Regions from separate parts of the Homo sapiens genome. Here region 2 is linked to region 1. Evidence: chromatin contacts called from ENCODE Hi-C or POLR2A ChIA-PET data. All regions are on one chromosome and are shown on one strand. The core of a region is the stretch at or near the end of the contact, and the rest is flanking DNA. Distances in the headings are between cores, read along the strand shown. Region 1 holds the start of MGST3 (microsomal glutathione S-transferase 3). Region 2 holds the start of DARS2 (aspartyl-tRNA synthetase 2, mitochondrial).

Region 1 (6,804 bases), core at 1,527-4,026:
AAACAAGGAATGTTTTCTTTTTAATGAGTGTCAGCACTGCAGTATGACAAAAGAAGTAGAGATTACGAGAAGGAAAAAACTTCCTCCAATCTTTCAGGCATATAGGTTTGCAAGGAGCAAAGTAACACAGAAACTGGCACTTCATTTATATATCATGTCATATAGCTGTCCCTTAACTGGCATTACATAGGAACCAAGAGTCATTGAGAAACTAAGCTATGACTTCCAGAAGGAAAAAAAAAAATCTCGAATGAGTCACATTGACACCACTTGGTAATTTTCTATTACAAGAAATGCAGGCAGACTGTAGTTAATTTGTAGCAGCTGCTGAATGCCCGTTAGGGTACCAACCACCCCAAAGGAAGGAACCACCTAGGCTGCTGGCTTTTGCCTGAAACAGGGGTTCGACCTTTTCATGCCTGTCTACACTTAGAATGAAGCTGTGGTACAACCGCTCCCATTGCTTGCTCATTTATTTATAAAATAAAATATCACTTACTTATTTTTAAAGGGTGGAATAAAAAAATAAAAAAATTAATTTTTGCTTTAAAAAAATAAAAAAAAATGAAGGGTGGAAATAAGGCAACTAAATCGTAGAACGCAAGTTCCAGTTAATGAACAGATCAACTCTAGAAATAACTCAGAAGGTAACAGCAAGATCTATGATTCTAAAGGATAAAATCCTTAAAGGCATTTGCAAATGCATTTGAAAGATAGTACAATTTTCCTGTTGCCTAATTACAGCGTTTCTCCTCAGAGGCAGGTAGGCAGGTAGGTACTGTAAGAGCGAGTGACAGAAACTCAGGAATTTTATTTTACATAGCGATAATCTACTTGCTGCTAACTGCTAAATTTTTTGTTCAGGAAGATGGTAAGCTTACAGTAGCATTAATAAATTGAGCTGCAAAAACCGTAGCAGTATATTCTTCGAAACAAATATTGCTTTAAAATGCTAGATGGTTCATGGTCAATTGTGGTCGGTAATGGTGTTCTAAATATAGATTCAGAAGATTTAAGTATAAACATAGGGCACAATATGTTTAAATACAGATAGATGTGCAGTAGGCACTGAATTGCTTTTGACAGATTGATTTGACATCCACCTCATTCCAGACTGCTCCAGGGGCTTTTTAGCATTTCTCTGAATAGTGGGTAAAGCCCTTCTTTCCTGTATGTTCCTTCTCGGTGCTAATCTCCAGGCGAGGAGGATCTCTTCCAGGATTGTGTCTTTTCAGAACTCTAAGCCAACAGGAAGAAATCTAAATAAAGCGGAAGGCTGCCCTTCTCCAGTTTTGTTCCTTAATCTAAGGAGGCCCCTGTAGCGCAGTTTCTATAGTTGGCGACAGTCTCCCTGCAGATTTATATATAGTAACATTGGTTAAAAAAAATCACTTGACAAAGTTTTCTATTTCCGTAACATTGTGTCAGGAGGGAAGCTTAACGGAAAGTCTTCCCAGGGATGAAAGTATTTGTTTCTATTTTATATGTTAGTTTTAACTCCTTAAATTCATCTCCTATGAGAATAAACATTCTTGATCTGACTCAATGTGCTCTCTGAATTCACTGAAATAAAATATAGCCTGTAACTCTGACCAATAACCTGGGGTGCCTCCCAGAACTGCTGGCTCCAGGTGATCTACAGATTTCCCAAGAGAAGCGCTGCAGCTCCTACCCACCAGCAATCTAAAATCTGCAGCAATTCCGCAGGACCACACCTAGGCCCAACAGCACATACCTGCAGAGCCGGAAGCGCCTTCCCCTCCAGGGCATCTCCTGTCCCCAGGGAAGGAATTAAAGTTCTAACCCCTGCCTCTCCTTCTACCCATCCTAGTATCTGCTTTTCCTTTACCTCGTCTTCCACACTTACTTGCCCCCGACGCTATTATGTAGCTTGTAAACTCGTGACTCTCAAGGAAAGTATCAGCAGAAGCCACAACTTCGGGGAATGACTCACTAAGGAGTCTCCAGCGCCTTCCACCGCCCTGCAACTGCCCCACTACTGTAGCCCTACGGCTCCGTGCTGCCACCCCACATAAAGAAGGGGCATTTTCTGAAATCCAAGGAAGAACCTGAAGAGTCCCCCACCCGCCTAGAGGCGTCTCTTGCTCTAAGTCAGCGGTAGGAAATGACCACCTTCCCAGTACAAATGGACAAACGATTCTAAGAGGCAGGAGGAAAACAAACACAATTCCTTCAGAGGCTCTCCCGACCGTCCCTAGCAACACATCCCCACCGCAGCGGGTGCATTGCTCACAGGCCACTTCTGAAACCAGTGTTACTGATCAGGCCTGCACAACCACTCCCCCGGCAGTGTCCGGCTCGCCATCCTCTGCGCCGGAACAGCAGAGGGCAAGGTCGGGTGGTCTCCGGAAGGCAGAAAGGTGCCCCCAGACTGCAGAGCCCGGGGACAGCAGGAGAGGAAAGGAAGGAATGGAGGAAGGGTTGACCTTGAGAATTTTCCTGAGTTACACATAAATAGGTCGGGCCTCGCTTAGACGCTCCCAACCCACTCCACCAGGGAAAAGATGCAAGGCAAGGGGAGAGCAGAGAGGGTGGAAATTCAGATCGCTAATTTACTGATAAGGGTGGGGGGAGGTTAGAGACAGCGGGTCTCTATTCAGCTCGCATAGGCTGAAATATGGGAGTGCCCTGCGCAAAGGCTGAAGTGCCCCCGGCGGCCCGGTGCTCGTGGCTGCCCGCAGGTGCTAGCACTCACCTGGATCACCTTCGAACAGCTGGAGCAGAACAAAACTGCGCAGCGCGGTGTGGGTGCGGCGCCCTCGCCTGGGGCGGGGCTAGATGAGGCCAGAAGCAGGCCCCGCCCCAGCCGACCAGCGCGCGGCCACGCCCCCAAGGCGGGGCTCCTGGCGCTGGCGCGCGCTGTCTAAGTTGCCAACTCAGGGCCACTGGTTGGGAGGTGGAGGCCTAATTTTCTTCCTGCTCATGGTCGTCCAGCGATTTACTCCTCTCATTCTCAAAAACATATATCTACTCCCCCAGGTGCCTTCGTGGCCATCTTCCTAAACTGTCCCAGCCAGGTCATACCTCCCGGATTGGGTTTGCAGAACAGTGGGACGTGAATAATTTGTCCCCAGCAGAGCCACCGTAGCGGTTTTAGGCGCTCTGCTGTAAGGGCGAAGCACGGGCATGCAAGGCGCGTGCGCGAAAGTAGCCGCGCCTCAATCGATGTGTCCCTGAGGCGCGTAGCTGGGGCGTGGGCGGCGCTTGGTGTCCCAGGTTGCTACACTCCCGAAGTGAATGGATTTATCGCTGTTAGGGCCTTTTTGTTTAGGGCCTAACAAATATTGTTAGTTTTGCCGAGAGCTGGCGCCGAGCCCTGCCCTCGTGGTGGGCCGTACCCACGCCCCCTGAGCGCGGAGTCGCGTGGCTCCGGAGTTTTGTTTTTTTGAAAGGAGTCTCCCAATTGTCCGTGGAGTTTTTTTTGCGGCACATGGAGTCTCTGCCTTCGCGACCCAGACCTTTGATGTGAACACCTGCTCCCGTTACGCTCGGGTCCAGCGTCCGGGGCGGGGCTCGAGGCCGGGTGGAGGAGGGGTGGGGGCGGGGGTCTTGGTCTTGGGTGAGACCTGCAGATACGGTCGGGCTGAAGGAGTAGAACTGGCTTCTAAATGCCGGAAAATCCGAAGGAACTGACTGCAGAAGGCACGTTTCCAATTTTCGCGTGTTTTAAGTGCACCCTCCCGCCACCTCTCCTCTGGACATCCCTCATCCTTTTGAAGATTGCCACACCTGGGCCCCTCCTAGAGTCTCCTCTTTGGAGGATTCCTCACCTCCGAGAGAATGCTTAGGAACCCACCTGAATGATTCCAAGTTAAGGTGTGGAAAGGCAGAAATCTAGATTTTTGAAGGCTCTAGGTTATGTGTGTGTTTCTTTTTATTGGGTTGTCATATTTGCACATCTAGAGGTACTTTGAGAGCTCATTAAATCTTTACTGTTGCTGTTTCAGCAATTTCCAACCATTCTCATACTTTCTGTCATGTTGGGTTTCTGTCATGTTGGATGTAGAGAGGGCTTTGTTTTGCTTGAACATTGAAAGGAAGTAAGTTAGGGAGACAGTTTTGCATTATTGAGGCAAGTTTCTCCACTTGCTGGCTGTTCTACGTAAGAAGTCATTCCAAGGTGGTGGAAGGGATGATTCAAAAATCAGGAGCGGGGATGCACCTTGCACCCTCATTTTACACCGGAGACTGCAGTCTCAAAAAAAATTTGGCCTCTTCTTTGCCAGTTATCTCTGACCACAGACAAGTACTTAACCACTGAGGACCTTCTTTTAAAAATCTTATTACAAAAGCAGTATTCCTTTATATTAGAATTTTCGGAGATACAGAAAAGCCCACAAAAAAATTACATACACACACAATAGAATCATACTGTATATTCTGTTTTGTGGTCTGCTCTGTTCACTTCATAAAATGTAAACCCTTTTTTTGCTTTTCATTTCTTTTTCTTTTCTTTTGATACATAAACCAGAGTGTCACTTTATTGATTTGCAACTGGGAACCTAAGTATGTTGTGGACTAGAAAACTCCTGTCATGCACTCAGTGTATTTTTTTCATGTAGGACGCTTTTCATTTCTTGAACGGTTCATGCTGCAACATTATTTGGCAATCAGTGCATGTCTTTTCATAGCATGGATGTACCAATCCTCTTGCTGGAGTTAGCTTGCTTTCACTTCTTTCCTATTGCAGTGTACAATCTTGTAGATAAATCTGTGTACGTGCTTATGATTTCTTTTTTTCACTGAATTCCTTTGCAGAGGAATTTCTAGGTTTTGATCTCTGTCAATAAGATGCACTCCAGGAAGAGAGTTACAGTCCTCTCCCACACTGGATATTGGATATCATTTTCTTCCATCTCTCTAAAGGGGAATAAGACCTTTCTCACAAAGTTATTGTGAAGTTCAAGTGAAGTGAGGACAAAGTGCTACACAAAAGTCCTGCCCTTTTGTCTCAGGATAATATATTTTGCAAGTCCTATTGAGGTGGGAAGTTAAAGAAAAAATTAAAAAGAGAAGTAAGTTTTCCTGTATTAGGCTGACTTGTTCCAGAGGCAGCAATGGGCACAGCCCAGACCCAGGGAAAGTCTTGATAATACTATCTAAGGAGCCAGGACACAAAGGAATGTGCTCTGGAGACTCTCCCAGCACTCCCTCCACATAGGGAGAAGAAAAACAAATTTTCCTTTGTTTTATGGTATGAGTTTATGAAAATTCCTGTTCTCTGTAACTGGTGACTTCAGGTATTCTGTTTTATCTAAGCAGTAGAGTGAAGGTCATAAACTGTCTGAGCAGGCCACCTGGACGCTATAGTGAAGGTCATGGAATAAGCCGTGCTAGGCACTAGGCAAACCTAGATAATGGACATCTGGGTTGCATAGCAATGGTCATGTGTAATCCTGAGTTATGAACCTGTTACAGTTTAATTAACTGTCTTTGTCCTGCCTCTGTATCCCTGCTTTCATGCCACTGTAAGCCGGCTTCAGGCTGGTCCACACCCCTTTTTGAGGTGTGTATAAAAGTCAAGTGCTGTCTTTGTTCTGGGCCCGGTCTTTGGATGTTAAGTCTGCTGGGTCTGAGTGCACTCAATAAAGATATCCTTATGTATATACCCCAAGGCCTCTCTCTGGTCCTCCTGATTCCACAACACTATTACAACAATATAAATTATGGATATGTAACACTTGCTCAGAAGTTAGTCTGTACTTAACTTCAGTCACCATTAATTCCTTCTCCATTTACAATCTGGCTTCTGCTTCCAAACGTCATCTCACACTGCTCTCTCAAAGGTCACCATTTGCCTTGTAAACGCTCTCTATCCTTGGATTCTCAGACATTGCTATGTCATGATTGTTTTCTTTGTTGCCTCCTTTCCTGGTCCCTTTTTGTCTCCCTACCTCTTAAAATGTGTTCAAGGCTCTCCAGAGTGCTAGCCTCTATTTTTCCCCCTCATTCTTCTATGAGTCGTTTCTTTGACTCTCCCTTAACAATTTCCCCCGTTTCTGTGAATATTTTGGTTGTCTAGAGTCAAAATGCCCTTCTTTTTTTAAGGAAAATCCCTTATTTTAAAATATGTTGTTTGAAAGTAGGTACCTACTGTAAAAAAGTTAAAAGGCCAATTCTCCCTCTCCCTCACTTCAGAGGAACTAAGGGGGTGGGCATGTGCCTTCAGCTTTGCCAATCAGATGCTTGCTCCCAGGCCTCCGATTCTTGAGGAAATTAACAACAACATGGGGACATTTGGAGATCTCCATTCATTATGGTGGCAGCAGTGGGAAGACCAGATCTCTCTCAGTCTTTTCTGATTACTCCGTTAAAAATTACAGCCTCCCTCTTCTCAAGGAACTCCTTATTCCCCTTCCTTGTTTTATTTACTACCATTTTTGGTAATAAGTAAAATTTACTACCCTTTTGTATTTTTGATTTAATTAACATTTGTTTTATTATCTGGCTTTCCTACTCAGTAGTAAGTTACATGAAAATGGAGATATAGTCTGTTTATTGCTGTATCCCTATTGCTCTTAAATGCCTGGCATACAGTAGACACTGTATTAGTCAGGGTTCTCTTAGAGGGACAGAACTAGGGGAGTTTATTAAGTATTAACTTACACGATCACAAGGTCCAACAATAGGCTGGCTGCAAGCTGAGGAGCAAGGAGAGGAGACCCAGTCTGAGTCCCAAAACTGAAGAACTTGGAGTCCGATGTTCAAGGGCAGGAAACATCCAGCAGGGGAGAAAGATGTAGACTGGGCGGCTAGGCCTGTCTCGTCTCTTCACATTTTTCT
Region 2 (6,804 bases), core at 1,756-4,255, 8.2 Mb before region 1:
ATGGGAAAAATATCCACCTACTTGGGACAAACTTTTTTTTTTTTCCTGAGACGGAGTCTCGTTCTGTTGCCCAGAGTGGAGTGCAGTGGCGCAATCTCAGCTCACTGCAACCTCTGCCTTCTGGGTTCAAGCAATTCTCCTTCCTCAGCCTCCTGAGTAGCTAGAATTACAGACGAGCATCACCCCGCCTGGCGAACTTTTTTTGTATTTTTAGTAGAGACGGGGTTTCATCATATTGGCTGGGCTGGTCTCGAACTCCTAACCTCGTGATCCGCCCGCCTCGGCCTCCCAAAGTGCTGGGATTACAGGCTTACACGCCAGGCTGGGACATATTCTTTAAGAAGGTCATATAACCTATGTATTTTGAATCTCTTCCATGTGAATTAATGTTCTATTCAGGCATGTTCTGGAATAGAGAGATGAACAACAACAAAAAATGGGCTCTGATCTTAAGGAATCACTGTTTATGTTTCTAGGCTTCTTCTCTACCTACATGGAATAAGATGAGCTTTTCCCCCATGCTATTGGAGTTTAACAGCTGGTTTATAGGAGGCTGGCCCATTTTTAATTACTGGTTATAGGAACTCTTCAGTCTTAGTAAGCCCAGTATCATTTCAGTCCACTGGTGGATCAAGCTTCGTTGTTATACCCTTCAACAGATGTTACTGAGATGTACCTACTGAGAATGACATTTGGGTCTTTCAAAATGTCTACTGAGAATGACACTTGGGTCTTTCAAAACTAAAACAAAGTTGAAAATTCAGTAAGTTCTTAATCCTGCAGGAGTTGCAAAACGTTTTATTCTTCGGACTGGTTGTAAATTAGTAAAGGTTTGGAATTGCCCTGGGAAAACCACCACCATGCATTCTTAGACTGTCTTTCTCAATTTACCTTCGGTACTGAATCCATCCACACAAGGTGACTTCTTGGCCTAAGTGAGACGAACGCAACTCTCCACATGTGTTGGTCCGGACAACAAAGCTACTGAATTCTTTAAAAAAAAAAAAAAAAAGAAACTTTAAAAGGCAAGATTAAAAATACATCACTTGCAGGTTGCTTAAAAATGAAAATTCTCAAAATATATCTTAGGTATGTCAGGGCTACAGGGGAAATTTATAAAATAAAATAAGTCAGAGTATGTAATTTAATTCATTCACTATTAAATTTACCTGCAAATGTGTCAAAAGCCAAGTGAATAACTGAATGTAAATTTCTGTCTTGTGTTAGGAAATCAAAATTTTTTTGATCTTCTAGCATTTGCATTGACCTAAAATCCTAATTACCCAATTCTTAATATTGCACATTTCTTCCTCAAATGAAATAGGATTTTAGAAACTGCAGAAATGGACGGTGTAGGAACTATTTAGCTTTAGTATGAATCTAGTGTTTAACAGCCACTTGTACACTAGAAAACACTATTATAATTCTGTGAAAAATGATTTTTTTTTTTTTTTGAGATGGAGTCTCGCTCTGTCGCCCAGGCTGGAGTGCAGTGGCGCGATCTCGGCTCACTGCAAGCTCCGCCTCCGAGGTTCACGCCATTCTCCTGCCTCGGCCTCCCCAGCAGCGGGGACTACAGGCGCCCGCCACCACGCCCGGCTAATTTTTTTTTTATTTTTAGTAGAGACGGGGTTTCACCGTGTTAGCCAGGATGGTCTCGATCTCCTGACCTCGTGATCCGCCCTCCTCGACCTCCCAAAGTGCTGGGATTAACGACGTGAGCCACCGCGCCCGGCCGAAGAAGGATTTTTTTAAGGCATCAACCAAAAGCAGAGTATTCTATATATTACGTGGTTACCTTTTTGTGGTCTTTCTAAAAACTCAGGGAAAAAAAACTGCCGTATAATGAATATAATGAGAGTGAATTTCGCTTCTACACATAAGGCTATCCAGTTAAGAACAGGGGAAAAGCCGGGCGCGGTGGCTCACGCCTGTAATCCCAGCACTATGGGAGGCGGAGGCGGGTGGATCACGAGGTCAGGAGATCGAGACCATCCTGGCTAACACAGTGAAACCCCGGCTCTACCAAAAATACAGAAAAATTAGCCGGGCGTGGTCGCGGGCGCCTGTAGTCCCAGCTACTCGGGAGGCTGAGGCAGGAGAATGGCGTGAACCCGGGAGGCGGAGCTTGCAGTGAGCGGAGATCGCGCCACTTCACTCTAGCCTGGGCAGCAGAGCGAGACTCCGTCTCAAATAATAATAATAATAATAATAATAATAATAATAATGGGGGAAAAAATGAAAAATGGAATAAAAGCTCTCCGGCCGTAGATAACAGGCTGAAGTACTGTTCATAGGATAGATCTCTTCGCTATTTTCACCTGGAATTCTCCTCTGTGAACTCTGCAACAGACTTCTGTAGAGAGAACCCCAGATCGGTTGGGTGGTCCTTCTGATGGGTCTGGATAAACCCCTGTACAGCTGACTTAACCAAGAAGGGAAGTACATGTTGGAGCCACACGATGGCGAAAAACAATCACGAAATCCCACGCTGCCGGTAGTTAAAAGTCAGTTTTGGAAATACACAGAAATCCCTTAAAATTCCAGGAGTTCCCACTCTCTTCTCGAATATTTAAGGCCTCCTCCGCACAACATTGGAGTACACGTGTCTAGAAACAAGACAAATCTCCAAGGTCTCTGGGGTGCTTGCTGGGGTGGAGATAAGGGAAAGACCTCTCCCTGAGTCTTAAAGCATCAGTCTGCACTTCTACTCAACAAGTCGGCAGCCAAAAGTGACGACGAGAGAGCGACTCCACGTAGCGGCGCCAGGCGCGAGCCCAAGACAACCAGAGGCGGTCACAAGGTATACGCCCTTCTCCTCTTTCCACGCTTCTCGAGAGGCTCCCGCGGCCAGAACCGGAAAACAAGGAGTAACAGTCGCGTTTCAAATCTCGCAGACCTGCTGGCCGATTTCGAGTCTTCTGAAAGAGGAAGGCGAGCAAAGCCAAAATTCTCCCAGAGCGCGAACCCAAACACAGATCGCCGCTGGGGTCCAAGCGCCCTTCAACTCCGCCCGCTAGTGCCCAAGATTACCGGGAAGGAATTCAACGAATCAGTGGTGAGGTGCCGCCGCCATGCCTACTACGGGCGGAAATTTGAGAGAAAGCTTCGCACCGGTAGGAAAACTGAGGAGCAACCGAGCACGATTGGAAAGGTTGACGATAGTGGTTAAGTGGCTCGGCCTTGCCCTCAGTTAAAATGGCAATTTTAGTTGCTTCACTGATACGGAATCGGCGAGGCGCCAAGGAGGCTTCCTGCGTGGGGCCGCAGAGCGAGTCGGGAAACGATTTTAAACTGAAGAGGCGGCGGAGGGCCGAATTCCCTTTTCTCAACGGCTTGATTTCAGAGCTGGGCTGGTCTCTGACAGGCTCAGCTGGAGAGGGACGGGTTGGGACGCACTGTCCTTTTGCCCTTCCCCCTCCGCGAGCAGAAGCTGACTCCGCAGGAGCGAGGGTCGCAGAGCTGGGTGAGCGGAAATGTCCCTCCCAGAGTGAAGTCGCAGGGCCCGCCCCGCGTCTGAGGGAGCGGAGGTCTTCCTGGGTGCGTTTGTGTCTCTTGTGAACCCACTTGTGGAGCGAGAGGGAATTTGGGAGGGCCAGGGGTTAGTCTGGCCTCTGTCTTAGCTGTCATTTTGGCGGTTTTTTTTTTTTTTCTTCAGGGGATTTCAGTCTCCACATAGTTTTGGAGCCGGACTTTTGAAGAATGATTCGTGAATCCGGAATGGGTGACAGCGTCATCACGGCATTTTATTGGTAAAGATGCTTTGTATTGGTCCCGGACCTGCTTTAACTTTGTATTTGCCCTGTTGTGTGGTCATTATCTTACAATACTTGCGTGTTGAGGTGTGTTTAAACACTACGTGCTTAACACTGGCTAAGTATTGGCATTGGGGCGGTTGGATTTAGGTATTGGTGGCAATGTAGAAAAGTGATCAAGTCAGAGCCCCTTCACGGACTAATCACAAGAGAAACAACAAAGCTTTACTTGTGTGCTGTGAACCACAACTGCAAGTGGAATTGTCAAGAGAACTAGCCCTGCCAAGCTCAGGAAAACTTCTGAGGAGATGGCACATGGAAAATGGATAAGATTTACTGAGACAAACGGGAGTAGAGAAGTGTTTTTAATTGGCGATAAGGTGAATAAAAAGGCAGGGAGAACAGTAGAGTGATCATCTGTCTAGAGTAGGGGGTGCATGTTTGGGTATAGGGCTGTCATTTAACCTCTTAAAGAATTGTCTACTGGAACTTTCTTCACTCCCATCCCCCCACCCCCCAATGTTGTATACAAAACCTTAGAGGAAGTGTATGCAGAATGTTGGATTTTGGAAAGGCTAATGTCGATGGATCTTGGGGAAGAACTGAAGTAGTAGAAAATGAACCTGGATAGGATCAGATAATAAGATCAAATACAGTAGTGCCTTGAAAGCCAGACAGGAATTCTGATTTGACTTCATATAGATGTGTGGGAACTGTTATGGGATCTCAAGCAAGGTAATGATAAAAGTGGTGACAATGAAAGACTGATGATGGATTAGGGAAAGGGGCTAAGATTGGGAACAAGATAAGTAGCTATAATTGAGAATGAAAGTGAAGCCCACATCTAAGAGGACAAGTGTATATCTTTTTAAGAAATATGTCAGAGGCCAGGTGTGGTGGCTTATGCCTGTAATCCAGCACTTTGGGAGGCCAAGGCAGGCGGATCACCTGAGGTCAGGAGTTCAAGACCAGCCTGGCCAACATGGAGAAACCCCATCTCTACCAAAAAATACAAAAATTAGCCAGGCGTGTTGGTGCATACCTGTAGTCCCAGCTACTGGGGAGGCTGAGGCAGGAGAATCACTTGAACCTGGGAGGTGGAGGTTGCAGTGAGCCAAGATTGCACCACTGCACTCCAGCCTGGGAGACAGAGTGAGACTCTGTCTTCAAAAAAGAAATATGTGAGAATTTGATGATAAAGTTAACAAAGTTAACTTTTTAGATGTAAAGGTGATGTTGAAGGAAGAGTAAAAGATGATGAAAGTTTTTTTAGTGGGGAAAGAAAATGAAAAGGAAGAATGGAATTATTACTGAGCAAAACAGAGTACAGTAGTTGGCAAAGAAAGATTGAATAAGATGTGAAGCGATGATTAGTTTTGAACTTAATGAGTTTGACGGAGGTTGGAAATGCAGGACTGGGTTGCAGCTGTAATGGTCTGAAGACAGAGATTTAGGAGTCATATAGAATGATTATTTTCCTATGTAGAATGAATGATTTTCAGAATCTGGGGCCACCTACTATTGGAACATGAGGAAAAAAAAAGAATCAGTAAATAAATTGGAACTATAAAAAGTAAGGAGGAGAAAAGCCCCTAAAAAATGGAATGTCAGAGGAAACAAGGTCCCAGAAAGTTTAGAGGAGTAAGGATGAACAAACTTGATGAACAAAGTATTTGGCCATGGTTTTGGCAAAAACAATGATCTTCGAAAGTACAGTTTCTTTGTAGTGATAGATGGAAGAAAGAGATTGCTGAAGATTTCTAGTAAAATATTTATTAGTAACTGGAGGCAATAGGTGTAGACGACGTTTCCAGGAGATTGGTCTCAGAAGGAATGAGACGAATTGGATTTAAACACAAATTTTTAATGTTAGAAATACTAGAATATGCTTGGCAGTGAAAGAAAAGGATCCTGTATAGGAGTGATTAAAGATGATAGAGATGTGAAGTACAGCCTGGTTGTGGTGGTGCACGCTTGTAGTCCTAGCTACTCGAGAGGCTGAGGTGGGAGGATCGCCTGAGCCCAGCAGGTGGAGGCTGCAGTGATATCAGGCCACTGCACTCCAGCCTGGACAACAGAGTGAGACCCTGTCTCAAAAAAAAAAAAAAAAAAAAAAAAGGCTGAAGTACACAAAGGAGATGGTGTCCAGGGGAGATACAAGTAAGAGGACCTCTTTGCTTCCGATTGGAAGGAAGAGTATTGGGACAGTAATATATTGAGCCAAGGTATATTAATAACCTCTGGATTATTGTGCTGGGCAAAAATTACACATTCTTGAGTGTGAGATGAGAAGGTAAAATAAGTATAAATCATTTGCTAATCTTTAATTCGTGGATTGGGCTATTTTACGTTAACATTAAATACACAATTGACATGTTTTTTCAAAACCATCCCTCTTAGTGCTGATAGTCTTTTTCTCACCTACATTTATTGCTAGACTTTTTAAAGTCACCTAGACTTTAAAATCTTTTTGGGATTCATAGCATTTCTCTTTTAAGGAGTCAAATTCAGCAGGGCTTATGTTGCCTCATAATTGATCCCTGTTTAAAAGGCAACGTGAAAGAAGTAGCTAAGTGCACTCATTGCAGAGTTAGACTGTCTGGATTCAAATCCTGACTCTTCCACTCTAACTTGTTGACTTTGGCAAGTTACTTAACTTGTCTGATTTCCTATTTGTTAGCTGGGAGCATGATCTACTTCATGGGGTTGTTTGAAGATTAAATGAGAAAATATTTATAAAGGGCTTAGAAGAGTACCTGAAACATGATGAATGCTCAATAAGTGTTAGCAATTATTGTACCAAGTAACAAATTTGAAGGAAACATTCTGTCTAAGTAGGATTGATTAAAATTCCCTTTGAAATAGGTAATTCAATATGCATTTAAAGCTAGGATGCTTTAGAATAGCTGCTATTTAAATTGTGTGGTGTCTGGTGTAGAGTCATGTATTCACTACAGTCAAGATACAGTTCCATCACCACAAGGAATTCTTGTGTTGCCTTTTTATAGTCACATTTATGTCCCTCCCACCCTCTTCCCTTTCCCTGATC

Evidence for each region. Hi-C counts contacts between places; a loop is a spot of excess contacts on that map. ChIA-PET counts read pairs that join two places held with the same protein, here RNA polymerase II (POLR2A). Pooled maps may share reads with other maps.
Region 2: a loop to region 1 is called in a map of naive thymus-derived CD4-positive, alpha-beta T cell, with 22 times the contacts of the local background. The contact joins the promoter of DARS2 here to the promoter of MGST3 in region 1. A Hi-C loop is called at or near these places in 1 of 168 maps with a recorded cell type or tissue (naive thymus-derived CD4-positive, alpha-beta T cell) and 2 of 50 pooled maps. POLR2A ChIA-PET finds 5 or more read pairs at or near these places in 1 of 52 experiments (OCI-LY7).

Annotation. Positions count from the first base shown.
Region 1 is chr1:165,627,206-165,634,009 of GRCh38, reverse strand. MGST3 (microsomal glutathione S-transferase 3) reads right to left here and starts at 2,776. Exons shown (of 6, transcript NM_004528.4): 1 at 2,717-2,776. RefSeq lists enhancers at 2,102-2,271, 3,325-3,855 and a silencer at 2,702-2,941.
Region 2 is chr1:173,820,874-173,827,677 of GRCh38, reverse strand. DARS2 (aspartyl-tRNA synthetase 2, mitochondrial) reads right to left here and starts at 3,005. Exons shown (of 17, transcript NM_018122.5): 1 at 2,322-3,005; 2 at 892-991. The coding sequence starts at 2,448. It overlaps CENPL (centromere protein L), which reads left to right and starts at 2,795. Exons shown (of 6, transcript NM_001387287.1): 1 at 2,795-3,466; 2 at 3,659-3,752. RefSeq lists enhancers at 1,110-1,623, 2,265-2,782, 2,489-3,048, 2,783-3,301, 3,279-3,518.